2 separate regions of the Homo sapiens genome follow, and region 2 is linked to region 1. Evidence: chromatin loops called from intact Hi-C (ENCODE). Cell type or tissue: K562. All regions are shown on one strand. Links, peaks and the distances in the headings refer to the core of each region. The heading gives the core; the rest is flanking DNA.

Region 1 (16,773 bases), core at 3,212-11,211:
TAGATTCCCATACCTTTGGTCTAGCAGTTTTACCTCTGGAATATATCTTACCACAATACAGAAACAATATCAAAAAGTCCACTTCAGTATTGTTTGTAACAGCAGAACTTTGGATACAACCAAAATTTCCATAAACTGGAAAGCAATTAAGTCCTGATACCTGACAAGGGAATACTCACAGCCATTTAAAGGACTAAGATAACTATATGTGTATTAACGTGAAAATCTATGATGGAATATTAATTTAAAAAGAAAGTTTCAAACAATATTTTTATAATGATCTCATTTATGCAAAACAAAATTACATAGATATATCTGTATATGTGTGAAAATGCACAGAAAAAGGCATAGGATTACATACACTTACAATTTACACCTAGGGATATAAAAAATCTTCAACTCTTACTCTGTATCTTCCTCTACTGTTTAAATTTTCAGTTCACAGTTACTATATGATTTAATAAAAGTGGAAAAAGATACTGCAATTTTAAGATTCCTCCAATATAAAAAAATCAAATGGATAAATAAAAAGAAAACATTACTCACAGTTTAACATTTGGTGAAAACTTTAGACAAGTTTGGTTTAAAGGATATTACCCCCTCAATAGAATTAAATTTATCTACATTGTATCTTAAAAGGATATTACCCCCTCAATAGAATTAAATTTATCTACATTGTATCTTATACAAGCTCTTCTTTTTTGACATTTTCTGAACAGCAACTATGTAAGTTTTAAATTACTCCTAGTTCATTTGAAATAGATAAAATAAACAGTGAAACAGTTCTTCAAAGAACATTGGAAAGATAGTGCAAGAGAACTACACAACAGTCATAGTTTATAGGTCCTGCAATAATAATGTATAGAGATTTTCAAGTTCAAAGACAACCTAAGGGCATCATCAAATCAGTAAGAACACTATATAGATGCTGGCATTGCTTATATTTTCTTCATAAAAGTACTTCTGTACTAGAATCTGTAAGGGAGGGAAAGAGAAAAGAAAAAAAAATGTCAAGCCTGTTTAGAGGTTTAAGCAATAAAAGAAGAAAAATTGCTTCAAAAGATCACTGACTTGGCTGGGCACATGGGCTCATGCCTGGAATACTAGCACTTTGAGAGGCCAAGGCAGGAGGATCACCTGAGCCCAGGAGTTCTAGAATAACTTGGGCAACACAGCAAGACTATCTCTACAAAAAAAAAAAAAAAAATTAGCTAGGCATGGTGGCATGCACCTGTAGTCCCAGATACTTGGGAGGCTGAGGTGGGAGGAACACTTGAGCCCAGGATTTCGAGGCGGCAGTGAGCTATGATCATGCCACTGCCCTCCAGCCTATGCAACAGAGCAAGACCCTGTGCCTAAAAAAATTAGAATTTAAAAAAACACATAACTGACTTGATTAAGTGGAAAACATCTAAAATTCCTTTAACCATAAAACCCCACACAGATGTTAGCTACTTAACAAACACAGGAAACTGCTTAGTACAAGTAGCCAATTTTAGTATTCAGGCCTTCAGCTTATATAAATTCAGTACTTATTCTTTTTTTTTTTTTTTTTTTTGGAGATGAGTCTTGCTCTGACACCCAGGTTGGCGTGCAGTGGCACAATCTCGGCTCACTGCAACCTCCGCCTCCCGGGTTCAAGCAATTCTCCTGCCTCAGCCTCCCGAGTAGCTGGGACTACAGGAGCATGCCACCACACCCAGCTAATTTTTTTTGTATTTTAATAGAGACGGGGTTTCACCATGTTCCCCAGGCTGGTCTTGAACTCCTGAGCTCAGGCAACCCGCCCACCTCGGCTTCCCAAAGTGCTAGGATTACAGATGTGAGCCACCGTGCCCGGCCCAAATTCAGTACTTATAAAGATGTATATACTGAGCAGATATTTGGTTTATTGTTGTATTGTGGAAATACATAAAATAAAGGCATTATTCAAATAATGAGGACAGACTATGAAACAGATAAGTCAACTGATTAACTATTTGGAAATACAAGATTAAGTTCCTATTCCCCTCAATGAACCCATATAAATTTGAAATAAATGAATAAAATGTAAAAGTTAAGAGGCACACTAGCCAAGAGATGGAAGCAACCCAAACGGTCCATTAACTAATGAATGGATAAATAAAATGTGATCTATACATACAATGGAATATTTAAAAGGAAATCCAGTCACATGCTACAACATAAATGAACCTCGAGAATAGTATATTAACTAACTAGTAAGTTATTATTTTTAAAAAGAGGTATGTACTAAATTACTTAAAGCCACTTTTTAAAAAATTACTAAACTATAAAAAGATCAAATAAACCACTTACTCTAACTTCTTTCTAACATTTCAGTGGCCAATAAGGTTAAAAACACAACATATAAGACTAAAAGGAAAAAGGATGCACATAAACTGAATCTGTAAAATGAGTATCTTTACAAAACTGATGTAAGGAAAAAATATTTACAGTTTCTTCAAATAAATTTGAAAAACTAACATGAATAATCTTCATAGAAAATATAAATTAAAATATTAATGAAACTAAACCAACAGTGCATTAAAATAATTCATCATACCAAGTATTCAAAACACAATTAAAATTAGGAAATCTTTTATTACAATTCACCATATGGACATACTGAAGGGGCAGAAAAAGAACTGACCATTTCAAAAGATGCCAAAAATGCATTTGATAAAATTTAGTACATTATTTCTAATAAAACTTAAGTAATTTAAGAAAAAGTGATGTACCCTAAATTGATAAAAGATATCTGCATTATACTTAGTAGTAAAACAACAGCACTTCCATTAAAAATAAGAGAAAGACAAGTATAACCTCTGTTACCACTGACATTCAACATTTTGGGGGTGGTTCAAAACTCACGCAATAAGAGAACAAAAACAAACACAAGGGACAAATACTGGAAATGAGAGAAAAAATAATTTACTGGAATCAATATGACATTTGAGTCAGAAAATTCAACAGAATAAACTGAATACAAGAATTCAGTTTAGTGGCCATATACAAGATTAAAATATGCCAATCAATAGCTTCCTATATTCCAACAATAACTAATTAAGAAAGTATAATGGAATAAAATATACCATACATGATAGCAGGAAGAACTATAAAATAATCTGAAATAAATTCCACAAGAAATGTGTAAAATCTATACAAAAACTAAAATTTTATTAAAGACAGATGAAGGGCCTGAAAATACATAAGTATGCCATGTTTCCGAATGGGAATATTCAGTATTATACATATATTTCTCTCCAAAATTAACACAAATTTCAATGTATAATCTGAGAATATTTCATGGTCACGTACAAAAGATGATTCTAAAGCATGTCTGACATGTTAAATGAACAATATCCAAAACTCTTGAGAAAGAAGCTCAATGAGTGAGAACTGCCTTCTAAGATACCAAACCATGCTAACATATTAGGCTGAATCATATGAAACCAGATATTCAATGACTTGTGGCTTATAAAAATAATTTCGCCAAGGTTCAACTGTGAAATTCACTCAAAGTCTCCCACCCCACTTCCACCCACAAACTTCTTTCCACGTAGTAAGAAACAGACATAAGAGTTTACTAAATATTTAATACTAATAAAGCTTGGTGAAAAACCAACAGGGCTCTTTCCTATGTTTCACTACAGTGCAACTTACTCAGTTAAGGCAAAAAACTAAAAGGGAGGTAAAAGAAGAAGTGGTGTAAGGGGAGAAAGTTCCCTCTAACAATACTGGACGAAGAAGGATATCTAAGCTGAAAACTAAAGGATGAGAAAAAACAAAGAACCAGGGGAACACCACACTAGGAAGAAAGTAAAAAGACCCTAGCTAGAAAGTCTGCATGTTTCAAAACAAGGAGGGTCAGTGCTACTAGACGACAGTCAAGGAACTAGAAGGGCTGGAACAACAAGGAGCAGCCATACAAAGTTCTGTGGGGCAAGTTAGGAGTTTGGATTTTATTCTAAAAGCAATGAGAAATCAAATAACAATGACATTTCAGAAAGATTAGCCTAATGCTACGTGAAGAATGAATGAAGAATGGGGATTCAGGAGAAAAAGCCAGGAGATCAAATTAGGAGGCTACTATGAAGTTCAAGTAAGAAAATAGCCAGGGTTAAGGCGATGGTAGTGGAGAAGGAGAGAAGGAGAAAAATTCAAGACATATTTTGGAGGTAGAATGGACCTCTCCTAGTCTACCTCCTACATAGGGTGGAGAAACATGACCTAGTCCTAAACAAAGCATCTTTTTCCTTAGTGATAGTGGCTGGTTCAAGAATGGACACATGACCAAAGCTTGGCCCACAAGATTATTTCAGGAACCAGGAATGACTTTCATTCTTGTTTTGGTAGTCATAAGGACAATATAATCATAGAATTGTATCAATATAAAACATTAATTACCCTCCAATATCCACAGTCCCCTTCTTTTAGCAAAAGACTACTTCTCCACAAGTTTTACCTGGGTACATGGCCACTCAGCAAGAGCTGAGTCTTAGATATGGCTGCGTAAGAAATTTCTGGTCAATGGGATATAATGGAAAATGACGTTGGCAACTTGTTGGTCAATTCCTCAAAAGGAAGTTACCTATGCTGACCTTTCTGTTTCTTATTTCTCCAGTATTAGTTTACTAGCGCTACCATAACAAAATACCATAGACTGGGTAGTTTAAACAACAGATATTTATTTTCTCACAGTTCTGGAGACTGTAAGTCCAAGATCTGGGTGTCTGCAGATTTGTTTCTCCTGAGGCCTCTCTCCTTGGCTTACAGATGACCACCTTCTTGCTGTATCCCCACATGGCCTTTTCTCTGTGGGCATGTATCTCCGGTGTCCTGTGTTCAAATGTCCTCTTTTTATAAGTACATCAGTCAGATGGATTAAGGCCCACTCATATGACCTGATTGAACCTTAATTACATTTTTAAAGGACTTATCTCCAAGTACAATCACATTCTGAAATACTTGGGGTTAGGGCTTCAAAATATTAATATTAATGTTGGGGACACACAGTTCAGCCCATAACAGGCTGAAACATGGACATGATGCTAGTGAGCCACAGTAGATCTTGTAGATGAACACTCCAAAGCAGAGCTGTCCAATAAAACTTTCTGTGATGGAAATATTCTACATATGCACTCTCCAATATGGTAGCCACTAGCTACATGTAATATTTAAATTAAAAATTAAAAAAAATTTAACTCAAATCCTTAGATGCGCTAGCCACATTTCAAGAGCTCAGCAGCAACCTGTGGCTAGTGGCTACAGTATTGGACAGCACTGATTAAGGGATGGTGTATCAAGTGCAAGACAGCAGATACTTAGATGTGTGAATAACCTGAAGGTCTACCTCTGGAGTAGCACATAAAAGAATAACAAACTTCTATCTTGCCTGATGTGTTCTGGAGTCTCTTTGTTCAAATGATCCATCCTATACCTTAACTAATACAGTTAATTGGAAATGACACGCTGCTCTAACAAACTCCTAAAATCTCTGGTAAGGCTTAGAGAACAGGTAGCAAGGAAACATCTCAGGCTGGAGATCTAATGATCTGTGCTATACAGTTGCAGAACATTTAGTAAAACTCTTGCCTGCAATAATTGGAAGGGCACATCATATGCCTACTAAGTTTGTAGTTCTAAGAAAAGCAGTTAGAAAAACTCGAAATATGGTGTGTTGGCTATTTAAAGATCAACAAGAAAGATCAATTCACCTATAAAGCAGTTTGCAAGCAGAGACAGACATGAAAACAGTGCTACTAAAAAGAAGCTTTCTCAGTGGCAAACTCCGACCTACAAGAGTCCAGTAATTTGGGGCCTCCCAGGATGGAAAAGGCAGCTGCTTCTGTGCTCTAAATACCAGGAAATAACTTTGTGAGTTCAAGGGTTCTCTGTCAGGTAGTAGCAAAGATCAAGTTAAGAGTGTTGCTTTTCCACCTGTAATGGTTTCTTCTTAGAAAGAAGACAGGACAGCAGACATTTTGTAGCACAAATACCTTCTCTCAATTATTCAGTCAAATGCTAATCTAGGTACTGCTGTGAGGGGATTTTGCAGATGTAATTGAAGTTCCTAATCAACTGACTTTAAGCCAGGGTGATCATCCTCAGTGAGCCTGACCTAGTCAGGTGAGCTCTTAAAAGAGATCAGGTTCTTCCGAGCAAATGAGACTCCAAACAGCAGCTGAGTCTACAATTGTTCTCTCTTCGCTGTATCTTCCCTTCCTGACTGCCTATGGAGAACAGCTTCAGCCTAAGCCCATGGATTCCACCTTGCCCACAATCTTCTCCCACTAACTGCCTGCCGTACAGATTTCACACTTGCTTAGCCAGCCCTCACAATCATGTAAGCCAAATTCCTTGTAATAAATCTCTTAATACATAACAATCATATATAAATCTACTTGCTCTGCTTCTCTGGTTAAACCCTTACTGATACATCATCCAAGACTATTATTTCAGATCCTCTCGAGGTAGCCAGGAAACCTAAGGGAGAGAGGAGCTAGCCTAGCACAGAGACCAGTAAATAAGAGAATCAGCTGGTTTCCAAAACTTAGGACTAAGAGATATTTTGCTATAGTTATTGTTACATAGTCCCGATCTAAGAAAAACAGAAAAGAAATCTATTATGTTTTTGAAAGAGTTTTACCAACAAACTACATTACTGGCCTAAAAATCTTACACTTGAACTTTAAGTAACCCTACCGGCCCTGCATCTATACCAACAGGTAGGGGGCTACAAAAGTTGTACACTTCCTAGGGATGTCACACCCTCCAATGCCTACTACTTCAAATGTGGCTAAGGAAGATAACAAACAAGAAAGAATCATCTAAAGAACTAAGCAAAGGAAACAGACAGCAGTGAAAAGAGCATTCCTCTCATAGAGGAAAATCAGTATAACCAAGAAAATTACTCAGTAGCCAGAGCAAAGTTGTCACAACTCCTCCCCCGAAGGATTTCATTATTAATATGTACCAATGACTGCTGTGTACTTCCTATTCTTCCCTTCTCTAGAAGAGTTTTCATTATGATTATCCTATTCCTACTCACTACTACACAATGGGTTGGGTGAAAAGAGGGAGAGATAGTTGTTTATTGCTTTATAGATCACTAGAATTCTCTGAATTAGGAGGAAAAGCATTTTGTATATATCTTTCACTTGGAGCTGTATGTAGTAACTGGATGGGACTTTGAATTGATTCTCTTGAGGAAAGAAACAATTAGGTGTTGGAAGAAAGGTTTGCACAAATGGTAGGTGGCCAGAAGGGTGAGCCCAATTCTCAAAAAAAACAAAGGTTTAGGTTGGAGCTGTAAACCTGATAGTCACTGGTATATAGATATGTAACGACACAATAGTTAAAATCATCTAAATGAGACCAGACACAAAACAGAAAAGGGTCCAATGAGGTAAATAATCAAAGTATGTTTGCTGTGCGGGGTAAAAGGAAGCAAGATGACCAACAAAAAACAGTGAGGTACAAACAGGAGAAGGTGGTATTACATGAGGAAGAGAGGATTACATTTTAAGAAGCAAGAATCAGTCAACTGCTATAAAAAGGAGTAAATAAGAAACAGACACAAGAATTAAATACTATATCCAAAAAGAGATCCATGTATCTTTGAAAAACAAAGTACAAAGAAAAATTTCTAAGAATTGTTAAATACTGGAGTGAGGAAGTTCTCCAGAAGTCATAAAAGAATAATACATTTTACTAAACAATAAATTTTTCCATGTTGTGAAAACAATGTCAAGGGAGAATACTGTAACACATAACACTATGAAAAATTAATACTATAAATACTATCAACAAATCAATAAGAAAACAACAAGACAATCCTAATAGAAAAATAGGTAAAGGATAAACCAGGAAATTTTCAAGACATCCAAATGAAAAACAAAGATTAAAAAACTTATACTCAATGTTGACAGTAATCAGAAAAATGAAAACAAAACACCATTTTTTGTTTAACAGATTTTTAAAACTAAGTAAATTAACCACATCTAGGAACATTCTCATACACTGCTGATGCAAGCAAAACTTGAGAGTATTTATCAAATTTAACATGTGCATACTCTAGCCCAACAATTCCATTTCCAGGAATCCATCCCAAAGAAATAGTTTCATACTCAAAAATAACTGTACAAGGATGTTCACTTCACTAATAGCAATGTAGTGAAAACAATCTAAATGTCTACCAAAATAAAAGATCAAATAAATTATGAACATTTATATTATGGAACATTCATAAGTAAATGAGAATAATGTGGCAAATATTAACATACTCTAACACACACACACACGCACTCAGTCTCAAGAAAGAAACAAACATTTGATATACACCAACTGTTAGCAGCATTTACTCTAAGAATGGAATAAAAAGCCCTATATACTAGAAGACATTTTTGTAAGTATAAATACCGTCATTAGTTTTTATTTTTAAATATATAAAAATCATAATCTGAAGACTCATCTCTTCAATTGATATATTTGAAGAAAGCTCATCAATAAAAATTTCAGCAAGCAAAATTTCTAAGTGGTACCTCTGCTCTTTGTGATAATTTCACTACAACATAACAAGGAAAAAGAATGAAAAGACGTATTTCAGGTAATGATTAATTCTGAAGACAGAATAATAGGTGATTTTTCTATTCTTTAGATCTTTTTGAGTTTGTCAAGTTTTCTGCAAATATGTGTTTCTACAAATAGGTATAAATTAATGAATAACATTTAATTATATGTAACGCTATATTTAAAATCTTAAGAATTTTCATCCTACACTGTCTTGTAATTCAATCTTCATATTTTAACATATCTCCACCTGCATCAATCACAAGTATATTAATATAGATACTCTCCTTTCTTACTATAAAACCTTCAAGGTAAAATTAGAATGGATGACTCTTTAGTATAATCTAGTTGTCAAGGACACTCTAGAAAAATCGTACATACAGACCTCATCTTAAGAACAAACAAAATATCAAAAATCACTGAGTATTCCAGGAGACACTCATAAAAGATATAAAGTCTACCCTACTAGTATTCAAAAACCAAAACAAAATGATCCCTATGATCATAAGGCACACAGTTACACCAAAAATGAACATAGATGCCCCAAAAAAGTATAGGATTTATACGGGGCTAAAATCATCTTCACAGTTTTAAATTATTACTAGTTTTATCTCAACAAAATTTAAATTTTATGAATCTAGAAATAATGTCCCCATTTCTTCAAAACCCTTATAATACCTAGGTAATTTTGCTAGATGTTAATAATGCTTCTTAAATAAATTTAGTTCAGAGAGTATACTAATAGTGATAAAACTATTAGCTAATAATCATAGCTAATAAGATTAGATAATAGCTAATAATCACGTGGAAAACTGAATTCTATCATTGTGCTAAGTTTCAATGTATGTAAGTTTTACTAACTACAATATGTACAAATTAACTTATTCATATTTAACATATACAGCTATAATTTTAAATATAATTTTTTTTCATATTCACTGGGAAGGAAATAGTTCAGATTAGACAATGAAAACAGCCACACATAGGAGATAATAAATGTTTGTCAGGTAAAAGAATTAACTCCTGTAGGAGTTAATTCTAGTATGTGCTATACTAGAGGCTTTGAAACAAGACTGTTTTCATTATTAATGCCATTAAAAAAATAAACATGGCACAGAGAAAGAAAGAGACAACAATGGGGTCAAAGGCATTTCTAACACTAACTGTAACACAAACAGGTGGGCTTCCTTTTCTTGTCAATCTTCACATTTAGGTTGACAGGAAAAGAGGGAAAGGAAAATAGATCTCTATGGTAACATATATTTATTCTAAATTCCAAACTAATGGAACCAACCTTTCCATAGATACTTCCAAAATAGGTTTCAATCAAATGTTTTTAAGCTAATTAAGAGATGATCCATAAAGAAACCCAGACCAAGAAATAACTTTAGAGCAGGTTCTTATTTCTTCACTTTCGTATTTTTCTTTTCTATTCCTTTCTTTTGTGGGGGAAGATGGGGATAAAAAAAGTGAAAGGTTAAATTAGGCAAGCTAATAGTATTTTTGGGAAAAGGAAAGGGGGAGGCAAAATTCCCTGCAAGAGAGGCACAGCCATAAAGCAGTTCCATAAATGTGCCATTTCTACAATGTACTTTCAAATAATCTCAAGAAATAAAAAATGAATTTATTTTCTAAACTGAAATAGCACTATCTGGTACACATTATGATTTTCTCTACCTTATAAGTCAGTTTGAGTATGAAGTAATAAGCAATAAGAATATACTTAAGTAAAATCGGCCGGGTGCTGTGGCTCACGCCTATAATCCCAGCACTTTGGAAGGCCGAGGGGGGCGGATCCAAGGTCAGGAGTTCGAGACCAGCCTGACTAACATGGTGAAACTTCGTCTCTACTAAAAATACAAAAATTAGCCGGGCGTGGTGGCGCCGGCGCCTGTAGCCCCAGCTACCTGGGAGGCTGAGGCAGAAGAATCACTTGAATCTGGAATGCGGAGGTTGCAGTGAGACGGCATGGCGCCACTGCACTCCAGCCTGGGAGACAGAGCGAGACTTCGTCTCAAAAAAAATAAAATAAAATAAAAATAAATTAAAAAGAAAGAATATAGTTAAGTAAAATCTACAGTCCTCCTCAATCATGGATTCCATCTCTAGCCCTACCATCATTTTTAAACTATCCCTCTCTAGACCTCGTTTTAGTCATCATTTTCATGGTACAGCAGCCAAAAATATACATAATCTATTTTGTGCAGATGTAGCATAGCATTATTTAAAATGAGAATTATGATTCTGGTTATCGCCAACGCCTTAACTTCACCCTACATTATACTAAGCTTTTACCAAAAAAGCATGCTGTATTTCAGATCATTTACTCAAAACACATTTTTTTTACCCTTGACGCATAAAAACCTATTTAATATTTTTCAATTTATTCCCAATAATCTTGTTTCCCATTCTTATCAGCATAATTCACTATGATCAGCAAGCTTTGAGAAATTTCACCATATATCAAAATTGTTTATAAAGGCTGCGCACAGTAGCTCACATCTGCAAGCCCAGCACTTTGGGGGCCAAGGCGGGCGGATCACTTGGAGCCGGGAGTTTGCGACCAGCCGGGCAAACATGGTGAAACCCTAACTCTAATAAAAATACAAAACAATTAGCCAGGCGCAGTGGCTCACGCTGCAACTCCAGATACTCAGGAAGGTGAGATGAGAATTGCTTGAACCCGGGAGGTGGAGGTTGCAGTGAGCCGAGAGCACGCCACTGCACTCCAGCATAGATGACCTTGTCTCAAAAAAAAAAAAAAAAAAAAAAAAAACAGAAAAAAAGAGTTGTTTTTAAAGACACTAATAATGGCTCCAATAGGAATTCCTCAAGTACTGTAACGGTTTTTGTTGTTGTTGTTGTTGTTGTTGTTGTTGTTGCTTGAGACAGAGTCTCACTCTGTCGCCCAGACTGGAGTGCAAGGGCGCGATCTCTGCTCACTGCAACCTCTGCCTCCCAGGTTAAAGCAATTCTCCTGCCTCAGCCTCCCAAGTAGCTGGGACTTACTGGCGGGAGCCACTACGCCCGACTAATTTTTCTATTTTTAGCACTCTGATGTTTCAAATGTAAAATCTTTACATTTCCTTCTCCCCACTCTCTTTTATCTCTAGTCTCACTCAGAAGTAAACTTAAAAACTAACCCCAGGCTGGATGCAGTAGCTCACGCCTATAATCCCACAGCATTTTGGGAGCCTGCGGCAGGAGGATCACTTGAAGCCAGGAGTTCAAGACCAGCCTGGGCAACAAAGTGAGACGCCATCTCTACACACACACAAAAAGTTGACTCCTTTAAAAGATCATGTAATGTTTATGAGTTTCACAGGACAGAAGGCAGTCTAAGTTATGCTTTCAATAATTAGAGCTATATTATTTGAAGTTTCATAGCATGCTTGGGGAAAATAACAGTTAACATTTCCCTTTTCAATAACTGAAACCCCAAATTATAAATCATTATAAAAATGATACCTATATTGTCCCACAACTCTACATCCCTTCAGGAATGAATAATAATAATTTCTAAAGACAAAAAAATGTTAAGAAGTGAAGCACTGTTAAGTCAGAAAGGGTATTTTGCTTCTGGGTAAGAAGTGGATGGACATAACTGTACCAGATAGGTAAGATTCAAGGGACTAGAAGGGTATTCGTATTTACCCACCACCTTCAATTCCCTAATGACTTACTTTTTTTTTTTTTTGAAAAGATGAAAGCTGAAAAAAGTTAGGTTTGGTGTAGGTTACACCATGGATGTTGGTGCCTCCTACTGGTCCTAACAAAAATATAAGTGGTACCAGCAGGCACTACTTCGCATACCAATGTGAAGTAAAAATTCCCTTTCATCTGTGGTCAAGTATGGAAAAATTATGAAGGTCCTCATTAAATCCACATTTTTTAACCCATTAAATTATCCTTATAAAAATTCAGATAAACTACTGTCATAAATGCAACTGCACTGCCTCAAGGACCTAAAAACTGTTTTCCTAATCAACTAGATGGCATAATCAGGTAACAGCAGAAACAGATAGTCTAGTGAATTTCCGAGAGTCAAAATATGCTACTTTGATGCTTATTAAACACTGAAAACTTTCACAATACTAACTCCAGTTAAGTTGGTGAGGTTAAAAATGACTAAACTAAAAATAATGGTTCAATTAAAACATCCCACAGGGATCTACTGTAAATAATAGCTGCAACCAAGTTCTGTTACCTCAAGACTTGAAGTCCCAAAGATTTCCCACAGTAGGTGGCTAATAAAGAAATATTTATGAGTTATTCTTACTACAGAGATGGGACTTCATGAGAACCTAGCAGAGATACAAAGACTTACATAAGACACATGGTACTGTATAGCAGGAGATATACAGATGAGTAAGACAAGGCTTTTGCTTTCAGATATGACAGTCCACAGCACACAATGTAAACTGCTTCATTAATTAAAGGGCAAAACATGAAGATATAAGAGAAAAGAGAGTAGGCATAAGGCTGGTTTACCAGAAAGATGTGATCAATCTTGGACCCACTATTTCACAAATAAGCCTTCTTTGTTACCACATCATCTGCTTAGTTAGAAGCAGTTTCCAAACTCTTAATAATCCAAATAAATGACCAAATTCCCCACTAAATCTGTAGTGAGAATGTTTCAAAGTAACAAGGTAGGAGGGAGAGGGTGGGGGTCACAGAACTCTTTGAGGATCTAATGAAAATCCTGCACATATGGGGCTAGAGCAGAAAGGAAGAAAAATAAAGCCTTATAAGCACCTTCAACAAAATCTTTTGTTTAATATCAGAGGATTCACAGCCTAGCCAGACCCCAAGTTAACAATCTCTATTTAAAAGAAACATTTTTTTTTTCAAATTAATAAGGAGAGATTACCTTGAAAAGTAAATATTTTGAAAGGCAAGGAATAAGTGGTAAATCGCCTCTAGAAAGGGTGGTTTTTCAGTATGAAGTTTTCATCTTGTTAACAACTTAATTCTAGGTGGTGGGAATATGGATTATTTTTCTATACTTTTCTGTATTTCTTGCTTTCTTTTTCTTTAGTGAGTTTTTCAGAAGAACTGGAAAGAAAACTTGGGGTGACCAACTTGTCTTCAATGGCCGTCCAACTGCAAAAAAGCGTCTCCCCTTATACAAGCCGAATGTGCCAATATCTGAAATATGGTACTCAACACCATACAGCATAACAGAGCATGTGAATGAGTGAGAGAATAAATGAATGAATGAGGAGGCGTAGAATCTAACAGTCCCAGGTTCAATCCCATTCTGACATTTATTAGCTATGTGACCCTGATGAGGTTGCCTAAAATCCTTCTATGCCAGTATGTTTACCTGTAAAATGAATGCTCCCTGCCAACATTTGTATACTTTGAAACTCACACATTATTCAAGATGTACATTTAACCACTTAAGCTCACTCTCACACCTCCCCAAACTTATAATATTTATTCATTGGTGTATTTTTAAATCAAGGTGACTTACAAGTTTTGTTCACCATTGCTCACGCAGTACAGCACAATACCTAGCACATAGTAGGAACTCCAAACATTTATTGAATAATGAAAGAAATATAGCAGCACCTACTTCATAGGGTTATGGCAAGAATAAAATGAGAATACGAGAAAATTGTATTAACTCATTTAACTCTCATAACAATGTTATAAGGTAGAATCTACTATCATTACCATTTATACCATTTACATGAGGAAATTGCAGTAGAGATTTAAAAACTCGGCCAAGGTCACAATGCTAGTAAATGATGGATCAAGGATTTAAATCCAAGCTCCAAAATCCATACTTTTAACCTTTACCTAGACTTCACAAACAGTAGGTACTGAATAAGTATTCATTTTTATTTACTCTTTAAAAATTTTAGGAGGCTTAAGGTACTTACCAGGCATTCATCAATTCCTATTAGTTTAACTGGCTCTCCCCTTAATACTTAGAGAAGATCATCATCACTACGAAAAGGAATTAAGAAATTGGAAAATGTTGAAATCTGAACTTCAGCTATTCAGAAGCCCTGGATCCAAGAAGGGAAGAATTTCCATTCCTTCTCTTCTTTCCCTAAATGAATGCTGAATCCTCCCTAAGTACTAGTTATTCACTAAAAATGTTTTGTTTTTTTCTAGTACTGTGCTTAAGCAGGAGAGAAGACAAGATAAATTATAATTAAGACAGACTACTGCTTCAAAGATCTTAAAATCTAGTTTACAAATACTGCTACATCAATTAAGAGATGAAACAAGCAAGCTTCTCTGGGCTAATCTAGGATTCTAAGCATTACAAAAAAGGAATTTAGATAGCACTTTTCCAATAAAAAACAAACAAGAATATTTCCAAATGAAGCTGAACACAGCCTAATTCTGAAATATTTTTTCTTTCTCCCTCATTTTCAACTCTCTTTTTCTGTCTGTAAACAGATCCTCCCTGGCCTTGCAAATCCTTTCAATACTAAGTCAGTACTAATTTATTTACCGGCTCCCTTTGTCTAAAATTTCTTCACTAGGTTTATCTCTTGATTTAGTCACAGGTTACTTACAAAAACAGATGAAATTCTGATCAACTCCTACTGTATTTATACTTTAAGCATCTTCAACAAAAATGTTTCTCCCCCTTTGAATTCTGCCTTAGAAAATACTAAGATTGCAGTGCGCAGTGTGGCTCAGACCTGTAATCTCAGCACTCTGGGAGGCTGAGGCCAGTGGATCACCTGAGGTCAGGAGTTCAAGACTACCCTGGCCAACATGGTGAAACCCTGTCTCTAATAAAAATACAAAAATTAGCCAGGCCTGGTGGCGGATGCCTGTAATTCCAGCTACTCGGGAAGCTGAGGCAGGAAAATCATTTGAACCCGGGAGGTGGAAGTTGCAGTGAGCCGAGATCAGACTGTTGCACTCCAGCCTGGGCAACAAGAGCGAAACTCCGTCTCCAAAAAAAAAAAAAGAAAGAAAAAATACTAAGATCATTCAGTCATATTCAAAAATGCATTCAATAGAATGCAATGTTATTTCTAAAATAAAGTATCAACTCTTGAAATTATAAGATTTTTTTCTTGTAATAGTCAAAAGCAATTTAATTAATTTTGTCCACTAATTTGAAAGAGCATCATGGCTTTTATGTTAGAAAATATATTTGTATTTTCCATATTGGTCAGTCACTCACTGAAAACCAAGAAAATTATGCATTTTCAATTTTAAATGTAAGATTTTGTGTCAAATAGATGGGGAGAGGGAGGCAAGTAGCTCTTGGTCTTATTTGTTTCCAGGTATACCCGAAGTTATGCAAATTATCTAAGACGTGATTACCCTATTCTGAAATACTTTAAAGTAAAATCCTATTCTCAATAACCTACTCCAATGTCTAGAAATTATATTCTTATTGTTCAACAATTAAATGAAGCTCTTATTTGAATTGATTCTCGTTTCCTTCCATTTTTCCTCTTTTGGCAGATACAGAGATTATTCAGATAGCATTTCTTTATAGCAAAGCTATGTATTTTTGTTAAATTAAAGTTATCCTTTCAGGTTAAATACCACAAAACCATAACCTTTCACATTCCTTTTTAATCTTTTGATGATTTTTACTGGAAGGATAATTTTAAAGATCATTTTATCTACTTTTTTTTATTGTGTAGCCTATAACAGAATGAATTAGAGAAAAGACAACACTGTGATTTTAGCCACAAGACTTCCTAGCTCCAGAAAGTTAGGCTTCTGCTGACATGTCAGTAAAATGGTAATTAAGAGAAAAACATTACACAACTCACCCATTTAGCTTACAGTTTTATTTGTCTTTACTTTGATCAAAAGATGAAGATGGGGCAGAGACAATCTGTACTCCTTTTTGTCTGCTCATCCCTCATCTGTATAGATTTTTTAAATGGGTACACTTTTTTTTTTTTGAGACAGAGTCTCGTTCTTGTTGCCCAGGCTGGACTGCAATGGTGCAATCTCAGCTCACTGCAACCTCCACCTCCCGGGTTCAAGCAATTCTCCTGCCTCAGCCTCCCAAGTAGCTGAGATTACAGGCATCTGCCACCACACTCGGCTAATTTTTTTGTATTTTTAGTAGAGATGGGGTTTCACCATGTTGGCCAGGCTGGTCTCAAACTCCTGACCTCAGGTGATCCGCCCGCCTCGGTCTCCCAAAGTGCTGGGATTACAGGCGTGAGCTACCACGCCCGGCCAATGGGCACACTTTCT
Region 2 (16,773 bases), core at 5,946-13,945, 65 kb before region 1:
GAAGGAATTCAGAATTCTATCAGATAAATTTAACGAAGAGACTGAAATAACTGAAAAGAATCAAGCAGCAATATTGGAGCTGAAAAATGCAACAGACACAGTGAAGAATGCATCAGAGTCTCTTAATAGCAGAATTGATCAAGCGGAAGAAAGAATTAGTGAGCTTGCAGACAGGCTATTTGAAAATACACAGTTGAAGGAGACAAAGAAAAGAATAAAAAAGAATGAAGCATGCCTACAAGATCCAGAAAACAGCCTCAAAATGGCAAATCTAAAAGTTATTGGCCTTAAAGAGGAGGTAAAGAAAGTGATAGGGGTAGAAAGTTTATAAGGTAAAGGTATAGTAACAGAGAACTTCCCAAACCTAGAGAAAGATACCAATATTTAAGTACAAGAAGGTTACAGAACACCAAGCAGATTTAACCCAAAGAAGACTACCCCAAGGCACTTAATAATCAAACTTCCAAAGGTCAAGGAGGTAAGGATCCTAAAAGCAGCAAGACAAAAAGACACAAATAAAATACAATGGGGCTCCAATACATCTAGCAGCAGACTTTTCAGTGGAAACCTTACAGCCCAGGAGAGAGTGGCATGACATAAAGTACTGAAGGCAAAAAAATTTTATCCTATAATAGTACATCTGGCAAATATATCCCTTAAACATGAAGGAGAAAGAGGGACTTTCCCAGACAAAAGCTGAGAGATTTCATCATCGCCACTTCTGTCCTACAAGAAACACTAAAGAGATTTCTTTAATCAGAAAGAAAAGAATGTTAATGAGCAAAAAGAAATCATCTGAAGGTACCAAACTGACTGATAATATTAACTACAGAGAATATTATAACACTGTACCTGTGGTGTGTTAACGCTTACCTTAAGTAGAAGCACTGAAAGATTAACAAATCAAAAATAATAACTACAACAACTTTTCAAGACATATGCAGCACAGTAAGATATAAACAGAAATGACAAAAAGTTAAAAAGTAGCAGACAAACTTAAGGTGTCGAGTCATTGGTTTTCTTTTACCTTGTTAAATTTGTTTATGGAAGTGGTGTTAAGCTGTTATCAGCTTAAAATAATGGGTTATAAGATAGTATTTGCAAGCCTCATGGTAACCTCAAATCAAAAAACATACAATAGATACAAAAAATAAAAAGCAAGAAATTAAAACATATCACCAGAGAAAATCACTTTCACTGAAAGGCAGGAAGGAAAGAAGGAAGTTAACAATACAAAACAACTTGAAAACAAATAACCAAATGACAGGAGTAAGTCTTCACTTATCAGTAACAACACTGAATGTAAATGGACTTAAAGGACTACAACCAAAACACATGCAGAGGCTGAATGGATAAAAAACAAGACCCAATGACCTGCTGCCTACAAGAAACACACTTTACCTATAAAGATGCACACAGAGTGAAAATAAAGGGATTGAAAAAGATATTCCAGGCCACTGGAAACCAAAAAAGCGCAAGAGTAGCTATACTTACATTGCACAAAATAGATTTCAACACAAAAATATGAGACAAGATCATTATATAATTATAAAGGGGTCAATTAAGCAACAGGATATAACAATTTTAAATACATATGCACCTAACACTGGAGCACAAAGCTATATAAATACTAGAGCTAAAGGTAAAGATAGAACCCCAATATAAAAATAGCTGTAGACTTTAACATTCCACTTTCAGCATTGGACAGATCTTCCACAGAGAAAATCAACAAAGAAACATTGGACTTAGAAAGAAAGATGGCAGAGAGGAGAGGAGACAGGGCTAATGTGCAGCTCCCACTTGGATGGGCAGAATAGCATGTGGAGACTCACACCACAAACTCCGGCTCTAAGAACCACTGCAGGAACATTACCAGGAAAACCAAAATAATTCACAGATTCTCTGAAAGAAGTGACACATCGCTGCAAATTCTGCAAGACAGTCAAATAACTGTGAGTTCCCAAAGTACAAGAGCAGGAAAACCTGTCTCCAAACACACATGTCCACTGGGGAATCTGAAAATCCAGATCACAGGAGAAGGATTTAACCTCACCTATAACAAAAATGAATACAGGGAGCCACATGAAATATAAAGGTAGAAGCAGCAGTGGGAAGAGCCTTGTAAGCACACCCAGTCTCCAGCTCGAGCCCAGGGAAGCCATCCCTGACTGCATCTGATAGGGCCCTCAGGGAAGGCAGCTAGCAGAATTAGGGAGGGGTCACAGGGTGAAAAAAGCTTCCAACTGAATTTCATAATAATTTCAACTGGGCATAAACTTTCTTCAGCAGAACCCACAGGGTAAATGGGAATCCTCCCTAAATCATTCTATGAAGCCAGTATCACCCTAATACCAAAACCAAGAAAGGAGAGGAGGGGAGGGGAGGGGAAGGGAGAAGGAAGGCGAGGGAAGGGAGGGGAGAAGGAAGGAAGGAAGGAAGGAAGGAAGGAAGGAAGGAAGGAAGGAAGAAAACTACAGATCCCTGATGAACATAGATGCAAAAATCCTCAACAAAATACTAGCTAACAGAATCCAACAGCATAGCAAAAAGATAATATACCTTGATCAAATGGGTTTCACACCAGGAATGCAGAGATGGTTTAACACATGCAAGTCAATAAATGTGATACATCACATAAAAGGAATTAAAAACAAAAATTGCATGATCATCTCAATGATGCAGAAAAAACATTTGATGAAATCCAGCCATCCCTTTATCATTAAAACCTTTAGCAAAACTGGCAGAGAAGGGACATATCTCAAGGTAATAAAAGCCATCTATGACAAACCAACAGCCAACATTACACTAAATGGGAAAATGTTGAAAGCATCCCCCCAAGAACTGGAACAAGATCTGGATGCCCACTTTCACTATTTCTATTCAACACAGTACTGCAAGTCCTAGCCAGAGCAATCAGACAAGAGAAACAGACAACCAAACTGATAAGGAAGAAGTCAAATTATCCTTGCTTGCAGATAATATAATCTTATATTTGGAAAAACCTAAAGACTTCAGCAAAAAAACTATTAAAACTGATAAATTCAGCAAAGTTGCAGGAAACAAATCAACATACAAAACTCAGTACCATGTCTATATGCCAAGAACTAACAATCTGAAAAACAAATCAAGAAACTAATGCCATTTACAATAGCTACAAATAAAATAAAATACCTAGGAAGGAACTTAATCAAAGAAGTGAAAGATCTCTACAAGGGAAACTATAAAACACTGTTGCAAAAAATTGAAGACGACACAAGAAAAATGGGAAAATATTCCATGTTCATGGGTTGGAAGAATCAATACTGTTAAAATGTACATACTACCCCAAGCAACTTACAGAGTCAATGCAATTCCTATCAAAATACTAATGACATTATTTACAGAAGTAGAAAAAGCAATCTATATTGGTCTGTTTTCACATTGCTATAAATAACCGAGACAGGGTAATTTATCAAGAAAAGAGGTTTAATTGACCTACAGTTCCACATGGCTGCGAGGCCTAAGGAAACTTACAATCATGGCAGAAGGTGAAGAGGAATCAAGGACCTTCTTCACATGGCAGCAGGAGAGAGAAGTGTGAGGAGCGGAAGGGGAAGAGCCCCTTATAAAACCATCAGATCTTGTGAGAACCCATTCACTATTACAAGAACAGCATGGGGGAAACTGTCCCCATGATCCAATCACCTCCCACTGGGCTCCTCCCTTGACACATGGGGATAATGGGGATTACAATTCAAGGTAAGATTTTGGTGGGGACACAGAGCCAAACCATATCACAATCCTAAAATTTACAAGGAACCTCAAAAGATCCAGAATAGCCAAAGATATCCTGAGCAAAAAGAACAAGACTAGAAAGAATCACATTACCTGATTTCAAATTATACTACAGAGTTATAGTAACCAAAATGGCATGATTGTCACATAAAAGTACACATATAGACCACTAGAATACAATAGAAAACCCAGGAATAAATCCATACATCTACAGCCAACTCATTTTTGACAAAGTTGCCAAGAACATCCAGTGGGGAAAGAACAGTCTCTTCAATAAATGGTGCTGGGAAAGCTGGATATCCATATGCAGAAGAATGAAACTAGACCCCGATCTCTCACCATATACAAAAATAGAATCAAAATGGATTCAAGACTTAAACATAAGACCTCTACTATGAAACTACTAAAAGGAAACATTGGGGAAACTCTCCAGGACATTAGAATGGGCAAAGATTTCTTGAGTAATACCATAAAAGCATGGGCTCCTAAAGCAAATAAGGACAAATGGGATCACATCAAGTTAAAAAGCTTCTGCACAGGAAAAAAAAAAAAATCAACAAACTGAAGTGACAACCACAGAATGGGAGAAAATATTTGCAAACTACCCAGCTGACAATGAATTGATAACCAGAATATATAAGGAGCTCAAACAATAGGAAAAAAAATCTAATAATCTGATCCAAAAATGGGTCAAAGATTTGAACAGCATTTCTCAAAAGAAGACATATAAATGGCAAATACACATATGAAAAGGTATCAACATCACTGATCATCAGAAAAACGCAAATCAAAACTATAATGAGACATCATTTCACACCAGTTAAAATGACTTATCCAAAAGACAGGCAATGACAAATGCTGGAGAGGATGTGGAGATAAGGGAATCCTCATATACTATTGGTGAGAATGTAAATTAATACAACCATATGGAGAACAGTTTGGAAGTCCCTCCCAAAAGTAAAAATAGAGCTACCACATGACCCAGCAATCCCACTCCTAGGTGTACACCCAAAAGAAAGGAAATCAGTATATTGAAGAGGTATCTGCATTCCCATGTTAATTAGAGCACTATTCACAATAGCCAAGATAGAGTAGAAGGATGAATACCAGAGGCTGGGGAGGGTAGTTGGGGCAGTGGGGATGGTTAATGAGTATCAAAAAAAAAAAGTTAGAAAAAATGAATAAGACCTAGTATGTGCTAGCACAACAGAGTGGCTATGGTCAAAAATAATTTAATTGTACACTTAAAAATAACTAAAAAAGTATAACTGGGTTGTTTGTAACACAAGGGATAAATGCTTTAGGTGATGGATAGCCCATTTACCCTGATGTGATTATTATGCATTGCATGCCTGTATCAAAATATCTCATGTATCCCATAAATACTTACACCTACTATGTACCCACAAAAATTAAAAATTAAAAAATTAACACCAACAAAAATCACAAAAATGTGTAAAACCTGGCATTAAATAGGCCACAAAAGGACACTTATTTATAGCAGGAGAGCTGAAACAAGAATGTAGAGCATCACTTTGTTCGACTTCTACTGGGAGCATGCATGTAGGGTGATTCAAATGTTCCACCACTTTATACATGCCTATGAAAGACCGCTAGTACTGATTTTGAAGTTAAAATGCATTTTTGCAGGTAGGCAAATTCACAAATACATAATTCACGAATAATCAAACTCAACTGAAAAATCTCTCTTTGTAAGGTCAACTGTAGCACATGGACTTTACTCTGGTAATGAAAATTACAATATGCTTTAGTAAAACGCTCCATGTAATTCAGCAGAAAGTAATCAATTAACCTTTATTAATAGTATCATTCTAAATACCCAATATCATTCATTTTTAACAAGAGCTTTTATTAGATTGATGTGCAACTTTACATAACAAGGTAGACTTATTACTATGTAGAGTACATACCTGCAGCTTCTAGTAAAGCTTCCAGTCTAGCCTGTGTTTCTGGATCTACTGTCCTGAGGTCTGCACCATCAGCAGTACCTGATAAGAGCAACTTGGAAGCTGTTTCCAGCATTGGATTTTCCAAATCATCCTGATCCAAAATGAAAGACTCCACCTATAAAACAAATGCAAAAAGAGGGAGGAAGGGAGAAATGAACAGCGAAAGGAAAAGAGGGGAGAGAAATAAAAAGAAAGCAGGGGAGGGAAAAAATATGTTAACATAATTAACAATGGTAAACACAGTGCAACCCTAAAAAGTTCAACATGACATCTAAGCCTGTTGATTAACAAAAGAAGAAATTTTTTTGTGGAAGAATTCAAAACTTTATTTCTCATATGCAGCCTAATTTTCTTTACTAATATTCTTTTCTACTTTAATTTGGTTATTAGGTATATGTAGGGTTGAGTGTGATGCTTAGGTTGTGAAAACTTTAACTGTGAATAGAAGACCTAACTAAATCAGCAGTTTTTAAATGTTTTGCTTTCAGGACTCAATGAAGTACTGAACTCCCAAGGACTTTATATAAACCCTGTATTTCTTGATATTTACCATACTGGAAATTAAGTAACAAATATCACTATCAAAAAATCACATTCATTAATATCACCACTGATTTCATCCAAAAAGTCTTTAAGTACTGGAAAGCTGTCAAGCCTAGGCAAACAAGTTCCAAAATTCTAATTTTTGCTTCAAAGCTTAACTTTATCATTGGCAACAAGTATTGTTGTTTTCCTTAAAGTGACAGACTCACTTCAAACATTTTTAGAGGAGCATTTGCCAAATATCCAAGTTTGATAACTATAGTTTTTCGTTTGTACTTTACCATAAAAATGACATTTCATGGGGGAAAAAAGGCTAATTCACCTCACATCTAAAAAAATTGCAGTTATTTTTCCTCCAGACAAACACTATACTTTTTATATGCAGCAAAAGTGCTTTATGTGTACTTCCCATTTTGTTACACACACTAATATTGAAAGAACATGCATTCAAAAGGGGAGTTTTCATAAAATGAATAATTTTATCGCTTCATCAAGAATATTCTTAAACTAGCATTTAATTTTTTTTTTTTAACTTCAAGCACGTGGTAGTGAAGAATACAATCATATCAGTACAGTTTGTTTCCATGGCCTTCGGGTCCATAAGTTTTACCCACCACTGTTTTTGCACCATCATCGTAAATGTCAACATAGTAAAAAAGTCAAGTAACATCTCAATATTATGATAAAAATAGTTTTGACCTCATGGACACCTTGAAATGGTCTCTGGGCCCTGAGGGGTCTATTTACTGTGTTAAGAAACACTGATATAAGTCTAGCCGATTCAAGTAAATTTAAAGAATTAGAAAATAACAAACTCCTAAGACAGGGGTAAAGTTTTGTTTTGATATTCCCTATCACAGTGCTACTTACAAATAGGTACTAAAACATATTCTTTTCTGCTTAGTGATAAAAATTGGTAATTATTATATAAAATATCACTAAAATGATCAGTTTATTTCACAAATCTAAGGTACTACTAACACTGCAATAACCAAAATAGATGTAAAAATAACTAATAAGCTAGAATACAATCACGCTCATGCCTAGTATCCAGAAGGTCAACAATAAAAAAGACAACTTAAGGAATAAATCCTTAACCATCATAACCTCAGAAACGATACTGTTCCATCTTGAAAAGTCAACTATCAAGTAACCAGGAATACTGCTATAATTAATCAAAACATTTAATACTAAATTTTAAATCTGGGAAGAAATAATATGTTTCTCTACAAAGTTCCATTAAACTAAAGCAGTTTAACGTGGAATAACATTTGAGATTTCAAATATTTTATACACAAACACAACATTCTAAAAATATTCTGTAAATATTTTTTAAATTTCATAAAATTTTGTTCTACATTAACTTTAATTAATCTATAACTCCTTATGGCAAGGAGATAAAAAATACAAAAACAATTTTTTAAAATTATATATATTTTAAATTATATATATATGTGTGTGCATATATGTGTGTGTGTATATATATCTGTGTATATATGTATATATGTGTGTGTGTGTGTGTGTGTGTATATATATATATATATATATATATATATATTTTTTTTTTTTTTTTTAAAGAGACATGGATAGTCTCACTGTGTTGCCCAAGCTGGCCTCAAACTCCTGGGATCAAGTAATCCTCCTGCCTTGGCCTCCCAAGTAGCTGGGATTACAGGCACACACCACGCCTGGCTGATTTTTTATTTTTGTAGCAACAGGATGTGGAATTCCTGGGCTCAAGTGATCCTCCCACTTTGGCCTCCCAAAGGACGGGATTATAGGCATGCACTACCAGGCCTGGCTAATTTTAAGTTATCTTTAAAGGTAGTAGTAAAAGTATGAGAAAGGAAGAATTTTAAAGGCTGACTAAAGTATTATACTTTAGGAAGCAAATTTTTGGGCACAGCAAAGAGTGATTCAAAATTATAGCAGTAAAAAAATTTGTTTTATTGTCAAAGGTCCAGAAGATGAGTCTTTCTAAAGAAAAAGCTGTTTCCTAATGAAATTTTCTAATATCTGAAATTTATTAAAATATTTACAATTATTTCAATTTAATAAGAAAAGATAAAAGCAAATAAACAAATGTATGAAATTGAACAGGTAAAATGAATAGATGAAATACCATAATACAATATTTTAAATGAACATTTTAGAAAGTAGAAGACATCAAAAAGCAGTATATAGTTAACTGATTAATCAAAGGTAGAGATCAGAGGTGCTAAAGATGTTCAAAGGAGACACTGCATGCATAAAGAATAATATAAAAGGATTTTGACCAAAAAAATTAATTTGTATAAAAGAAGAGAAAGAAGGAACATGGACTGGCAAGTAAAAAATTTCTATGTGATAGAACACAGGGTTTTACACAGGGTTTTACTGTAGGTTTGAAAAGATAGGTTAGAAGTTAGATCACAGAAGATATCAAATTTCAATCAGAAGCGACTGTCTTACACAAAGTCCCCTATGCCACAGATATCCTAACTAGCCTGGTGAAAACTTACTAGGAAAATTGCATTTCCATCTCTTGATGAGATATAATAAACACAGAAACATTTACTTTCTACTGACTTTAAGCTTCTCCACAAAAGTTCTTATGTTATTCTTAGGCCCACTATTCTCACTATATGCAAAACTTGGTAACTTAAAAAACTGTAAATTCAAATGACTATGAAATTCTTATAGACAGCTTTAGAAAAGAGAGGGGCTATCAAAATGACAGAAAAGAACAGGAATGAATATTTATTATTTCCTCCCTATCCCTCATTTATGATTAATGAAGGAGCTACTTTCAAGGACACTGCTAAAATATGAAGGCCTAAGTACCAGAATTGCTTTAGCTGTTACCTATGTGACCTAACCAAGTCTCTCTCTCAGCCATCTATAACTTTAGACCCCCAATTCTGCTTAATTTTTTCATAGATTTATCACACATGAATATTATACATACAGTCTTTCTAAGCTCTGTAAAAACAAACACTTTTTTTGGTTTAGTCATGTACACCCAGCAATTAGAAATGTGTCTAACTCACTGTCAGGATTCAAGCAACTATTGAATAAGTCAGAATCTGTAAAGAAGGTGAAATTTACCAGATGATTTTGGTATTCTTCCCTTTCAGATTCTAAAAGGCTCTAGTGTATTTGGAGAACAAAGGGGTAATCACAATAAATACATCTAAAGGTATATTTTATAGATCTTAGAGGAGATACAGAATCTTACATTAGGTAGTAGGTGGTGCAAAATGCTATCTTCATTGATTTATTACACACACATTTATTGCAAACATTCTATGTGTAAAAAATACTGTTTAATACTATGGGAGATAAAGAAATGCATGATACCAGCCTTGCTATGTAGGACCCTACTTCTTTAATGAGTGTGTGTAAAAATGAACCATAATACAGGATAGAAAGTGCATAAGGTAATGAGAAAGAAAAAGAGGTATAAAAGTTCAGCGAGGAAAAAGAGAACTTCCTCCTTTAATTCCAGTTCCTCTTTTTCCAACTAGAAAGAGCTCGCGTTACATTACAAAACAAGTGAAGAGAGACTGGCATAAAGAGATGCAATCTTATAAACATACAAAAATAAGTATTCCTTTATTAAATTATGGGCATACACCTCTCTGCCATACCACATCCCCAGCTGAGACAGTTCAGATTAAAAACTAAAATGAATTTTCCCTCTGAAACCTATCGCATTTTTATTATATTATTCTACAGAAAAAAAATCATTTTGAATCACAACCAACTTCTGGAACATAACAAACATTAAAAATGGTCCAAATAAGAAATTAAAATAAGTATTTGAGCTGGGCACGGTGGCTCACGCCTGTAACCCCAGCACTTTGGGAGGCCGAGGCGGGTGCATTGCCTGGGGTTGGGAGTTCGAGACCAGCCTGGCCAACATGGTGAAACCCTGTCTCTACTAAAAATACAAAAATTAGCCAGGCATGGTGGTGCACTCCTATAATCCCAGCTACTTGGAAGGCTGAGGCAGGAGAATCACTTAAACCCGGGAGGTGAAGGTTGCAGTGAGCCGAGATCGAGCCACTGCACTCCAGCCTGGGCGACAGAGCAAGACTCCGTCCCCACCAAAAAAAAAAAAAAAAAAAAAAAAAAAAAAAAAAAAAAAAATTTAAAAGAAAGTATTCGAAAATATTTTATTTGAATGAAATATATAAATAACTTCCATGAAGAGAGAAGACAAAGGAAAGAAATGTCCTTACTAAATGTATTCTCTAAGGGGGGAAAAAAGTTATCAAAGTTACAACTGGCCTTTTTTAAAAGTTGTATTTAAAGTGGTTTGAATGTGTTGTTTTGACCAGCTGGATATTTTATGAAATGATGTTTAGGCATAAAGAACCATCAAAATGCAAGAGGCGTAGAAATCACCAGGTTCAATTCAGTGTTTACACATGAAAAAACCAGACACAAGGACCTTTATTTAAATAGGAGATTTCTAAATACCTAGCACCAAGAGACCAGTTATCCAATTAACTAGCTCAATATACTTTCCACCAGCAAATACAATGCTGGAATAATAAGGGGTTGAACTTTCACACTGCTCTGGGAAAGGTGACTTTAAATTTTACATTTAGGGATCAGGCTGTTAACTACCTGAACCCATTGTTTAATTACTAAAAGTGGGACAAACAAACCTAACATGCCCCCGATTTATGCAACATAAAATACACAGCACCTCCTATAAAGAATTCTTGTCCCCCCAATAAACAATAATCTACTAGAACTTTTAGACGTGTAAATAACTTCCAGTACATGAAAATTAGTAAAGCAAATACAGGAATAAGATAAATCAATGTTTCTCAATGTAAAAGCACTATTAACATTTTGGACCAGATAATTCTTTGTTGTTTGGGGCTGTCTTGTGTAATTTAGGATGTTTAACAGCAACCCTGGCCTATACTCACTAAATGCCAGTTAGCAACACTCCTTCAGGTTGTAACAACCAAAAATGTCTCCAGACATTGCTAAATGTTCCCTTAGAAGAGAAAATTAAAAACAACAACAACAAAAATCATGAAGGAGAAAGAGGTTGAGAATCACTGGGTTAAATATAAGCCAAAAAGGAAAGTCTAAAATGTGGAACATTTTGCAGCAAAACTGACCATTTCCTTCAAGTAAGTAGAATGGGAGCAAAAAATCTTTTTTGAATAGAGTAAGAACTGTTCTGAATTACAGAGACTCGAGAGATATAACCAGCAAAATAATAGGTCTTACTTAAATCCTATTCAAACAGGACAACTGTAAAAACAGTATTTTTGAGACAAGAAATCTGAATGTGAACTGGGTATTAGATAATATAAAGGAATTACTTTGGTTATGTAAGAAAATATCCTTGTTTTTCAGACATGCATACTGAAGTATGAAGGAATAGTGTCGGAAATTTGTCATCAAATACTTAAAGAAAACAAAGCTTCATGGCAAATTCTTGAAAATGTTGCATCTGAGAAATAGATATATAGAGGGTTTTTTTGTTTTGTTTTGTTTTTTTTGAGACAGGGTCTCACTCTGTCACGCAGGCTGGAGTGCAGTGGCAGAATCTCGGTTCACTGCAGCCTCTGGCCTCCTGGGTTCAAGCGATTCTCCCACCTCAGCCTCCTTCTCTTCCTTCAGCCTCCGGAGTAGCTGGAAATACAGGCGCATGATACCAGGCCCACCTAGATTTTTGTGTATTTTGGTAGAGATGAGTTTTCACCAAAACACAAGTTTTGTGTATTTTGGTAGAGGTGAGTTTCGGCCTCTCAAAAGTGCTGGGATTACAGGCGTGAGCCACTTTTACCCGGTCTATAGAGTTTTTTTTTATACGAGTCTCTGTACTTTTGTTCATGCTAAGTCCTTTTAATTTTGAAAGACTAAAGGTGATGACATTTCACTGTAGAAGTTGCTTTTATTTAAACAGAAAAACTATTATTTAACAGTAATATTACTTAGATTTCTAAGATAATTAGAATTCTTTTTCACTTTCTCCCCAAATTAAGTCTGACTTAATACAAATATTTAATAATGAAAACCAAGGTCTTTTAACAATGGTCAGAGCTGAATGAATTTGTTTGTCATTAACGGTAATTCAAATCCTTCTACACTCAAAACACAAAGTCACATGGAAATTTGGTAATGCGGGGTCATTTGGACCAACTGTCATCGTTAGCATTACATTTCAAACTACTCCTCAAGTTAGAAATATTACTGCCATACTAGAGAAGAATGGTTCGTTCTGTAGTTTAATAAACTCGTATTTATTCCAAAGGATAAGAAAATTAGTATATTTTGGCCGGGTGCGGTGGCTCACGCCTAATCCCAGCATTTTGGGAGGCCAAGGCGGGCAGATCACCTGAGGTCAGGAGTTCGAGACCAGCCTGGCCAACATGGTGAAAGCCTATTGCTATTTAAAATACAAAAATTAGCCAGGTGTTGTGGCAGGTGCCTGTAATCCTAGCTACTCAGGAGGCTGAGACAGGAGAATCACTTGAATCTGGGAGGCAGAGGTTGCTGTGAGCCAAGATAGCGCCATTGCACCCAGCCTGAGGGACAAGAGCTAGACTTCCTCTCAAAAAAAAAAAAAAAAAAAAAAAAAGAAAAGAAAACTAGTATATTTTAATTAACTGATACCATACATACAAACTCCAACTTAACAAATAACTACAAATTACATACTAAGTGCAAAGCAGTAGGCTACTCATTGGATTATACAAACACAAAAATAATTTTGTTATAATCAATACCTTCCATAAATACACAATAAAGAAAGGCAACTCTATGTGCAAATAACTATCAAACAAGTTTGAAAGAAGTACTAAACAGATACTAATACAGTGATTGTGCAGAGAAATGAGAAAACAATTATGAATGAGAGTGCTAAAAGCAATGATGCTTCAGGAAGATGGCGCCTTTCAATACTGTGCTGCGTTCAGAATTTATATTAAGTTACTGAAGGATTTAAGCATTAAGGCAAATAACTGGTAAAATAAAGATAATTAGAGACCATGTTAAAGATCATTTTAGACAGCTGTGACACCAGAGACAAAACAACCAATTACGAACTTAAGTAAAACAAATGCATTATGTGAGGTGAAGATGGAAAAAAGGGCCAGTCTCTAAGCATAAACATACTTTATAAAAGTAAAATGCTGGCAACCGCAAAATTTAGACTTCTTTACATTCAACACTAACCCCATCCCCCATCTGATGTTTTCCGAAGAAAAAATAATAATAAATAAAAAATATTTAAAAAATAAATAAAAAATATTTATTATTGTTTTTGTTGTTCTGGAAAATACCCTATTTATCAATGAATCTCAAAAGCTGGTAATAAATAAAAATATTTATTATTGTTTTTGTTGTTCTGGAAAATACTCTATTTATCACTGAATCTCAAAAGCTGGTAATCTGAATTTTAAACCAGTAATCTACATTTCAGAAAAGGTGTTCTAAATTTTGACTATATTATAAAAGCATTTTAAAACAAATAATCCCCACACTTATTCCAGGAAAAGAAGTTATCTTCAGTCAAAAATTTACCATACTTAAAATTTTAAGATCTCTTAATAAATCCAGTCAATGCAGAAAAATCCCTCCAAAAAGATTTTATATTTTTTCTAAATTTTTCTTTTAGTAAGTGTCAATGATTGATTTTTAGGACCAATTTAGACATTTCAGTAACATAAAATGGGTTTACAGACATAAATCCATAACTAACACCACTTTGGCTACAAAAAATAAAAGTTCATTAGAAATGACTTACGGCTATCATTATGGGATGAATTATATAACTCATACATATAAAACATATTCACTGATATTCAAAGCACAGGCTATGTGAACATAATTGAAGGCAACAACAGTCTTAATTTTGGTTTTATCAATATGAAATACATTTTACATATGAATACATATTTTAAAAACTGAATATTAAAAAGTGAATAGAAAAATTAAGAAACTTGAGTTTATGATCATTTTATGACAGTGACTGAATAAATTCTTAATTTATTAAGAAATTATAATAATTTCTGGCTCTCAAGTAAGCCTGGAAAAATATGGCTATCTGCTCTTATAGTTCTTTGAATACTGATAAGCAGATTTACACATAAAATAAGAAATAAGAAGTATTCATAATTGTAAAGTCATCACAATTTAGTCTCTTCTGAACATGACCCAGAAATAATTCCTTTTGTCTGTATTTTTTATAGTCTTAAATAAGGGTAAACTTTGATAAAATACCACAATTCTTAATGGGGTAAATTATTCCAAAATTAATACAATTCAAATATTTTTTCTATACATACAAAGACAAAATCTTCAGTAATGTCACAGAACACTAATCCAAGTATAAGACTGAAATTTGAAAAGTTGAAAGAAAATAAAAACCCACTTAAAGAAATAAAATCTTTCTTGTAAAAAGAATGGTCAATGATTCATTATGGTATTCTGAGATTATAGTAAATAAAACTAAAGTGAACCTCATTAAAGATAATTTACCTTTCAAAAAGTCTATTTACAGAATAAACCACTGATCTATTCTTATATTTTTTCATTCATACTTGTCTATCAATTTGACAAATATTAAGCAGCTACTATAATCTAGGAATCAGTGATATAACAGTTAACACAGCTTTGTTCTATAGCACTTTCGTAAAACGTGACTTCTTATGCTTCAAACTGCTATTTGCCTGCAACAATTGAGTATGACATTACTAACAATTCAATATAAAATTTTTAACATAAACTTTACAAAGTGGACAAATTATGAATATTTCAAATAAGACAAAGTTCTATGGAATTCTCAAATCTAGAGTTTCTAAGTGGTTTTTCTGTAACAGAATTAAAGTTATATGGTTTGTCAAAAATTCTCCCAAAATTACTTATCAATAGTAGGATGCAATTCAATTATGAATTTAGCCTGCTCCAGGAATTATCATTTATCAATTATTGTAAAAGCAGCTGCAGAATATAAATATTCTTATAAGATGGCTTTACAACACACACAGATACACACACACACATATATACACACCACAAAACCTGTAGTCATAAGCCTGGTGACATTTCAAACTTCTAAGGATATAAAGTCTAGAAAACTTCCAGGATGGTAGCAGTGGGGACCTGTTAGGGGTCAGACTGACATCAGACTTCCTAAATACAGCACCAGATGCTAGAAGATATCTGTGCAATTAAAAGTTCTGATGAACAGTTTGAAAGTAAAATTCCAAACTGTATAATGAAATTTTTTTAGGTATGTAAACACTATGAAATTTAAAAGCCACAAACATTTTCTGAATTTAGAGAAAATATTACTTCAAGAAGAAAAACCCATCCAAGAAAGGGGCAGCCTTGGAATTGCAAGACTAAGCAGCTAGAAAAGAAACCAGTATAATACAACGTATTTTTAATATCTCAGGTAATTCTTAATATATGATTCACTAAAGTTATAAAAGTGGAAGTGAGACAGGAAAATGGGGTCTGTTGGCAGGGAACATAAGGCCGAGTCACATTTCGGCTGTAACAGGAAATATCCTCTCTGTTAGAGTATATGCCATAAATGACTTTGTAACTTTACTTCATCTCCTCCATTTACATAGGACATACTGAAGTAACCAATGGAATCCTCTAGAGGGGACTTAAACTCTCAAAAATTCTGTAAGGAGGCCTTTGAGCACCAATGCTTGGGCCTGCTCCCACACTGTTGAGTGTACTTCCATTTTCAATAAATCCCGTCATTCCTTCCTTGCTTTGTTTGTGTGTTTTGTCCAATTCTTTGTTCCAGATGCCAAGAACCTGGACATCCTCCACTGTTAACAGAAGTATATAACATAAATATATCACAAAGATTTCTGATTATTTTGAAAATATGAAAGCCAGGATTCAAATGAAATAATGCCAAAAGCCTATGTTCTAGGGCAGTGCTCCCCAACCTTTTTGACACCAGAGACCAGTTTCATGGAAGACCATTTTTCCAGGGGCAGGATAAAGAGGATTTAGAAATAGAAGTAATTAACTGTAATACTTATATTTCATAGTGAACTAGAACTTAGTATATCACAAACAGAGAAAAGTCTTTAAAAACAAAAACCTGATCATATCTTAAGCAAAACAGAAAATCTCAACACATTTCAAAATGAAGAAATTATACAAGGGCACATTCTTGGTCCATAAAGTTGAAAGAAACTAAAACTTAGCTATAAGATGACGACACTACTTTAAAATTTAAAAAGAAAAGGAAAAAAAAAGCCTACTATTAACTCTCAGAATACAGAGTAAATGAAAAATAAAATTATAAGCATATTATTTCATATGGGATTTAGCCATAGCGATCTTTAAAGAAAAATTTAGGCCAGGTATGGTGGCTCACACCTGTAATCCCAGCATTTTGGGAGGCCAAGGTAGGCGGATCATGAGGTCAGGGGTTCGAGACCAGCCTGGCCAATATGGTGACTCCTCATCTCTACTAAAAATATAAAAATTAGCCGGGCAT

The links. Hi-C counts contacts between places; a loop is a spot of excess contacts. Peaks named below come from ENCODE experiments on the same cell type or tissue, not always from the same donor. Only the 100,000 strongest peaks of a DNase experiment are listed, where the experiment ranks them.
Region 2: it touches region 1 in a loop (2.3-fold over the local background); 8 of 110 quality-filtered maps call a loop at or near these places.

Annotation. Positions count from the first base shown.
Region 1 is chr4:73,239,269-73,256,041 of GRCh38, forward strand. The region is part of intron 1 of ANKRD17 (ankyrin repeat domain 17); the gene reads right to left. Among named protein-coding and RNA genes, the nearest start is that of ANKRD17, 11 kb to the right of the region's middle. RefSeq lists an enhancer at 16,682-16,773. In K562, for the core only: no CTCF peak of the experiment used is centred there; a DNase peak (open chromatin) is centred at 6,763.
Region 2 is chr4:73,171,675-73,188,447 of GRCh38, forward strand. It overlaps ANKRD17 (ankyrin repeat domain 17), which reads right to left. Exons shown (of 34, transcript NM_032217.5): 2 at 5,706-5,859. Among named protein-coding and RNA genes, the nearest start is that of ANKRD17, 79 kb to the right of the region's middle. In K562, for the core only: no CTCF peak of the experiment used is centred there; no DNase peak of the experiment used is centred there.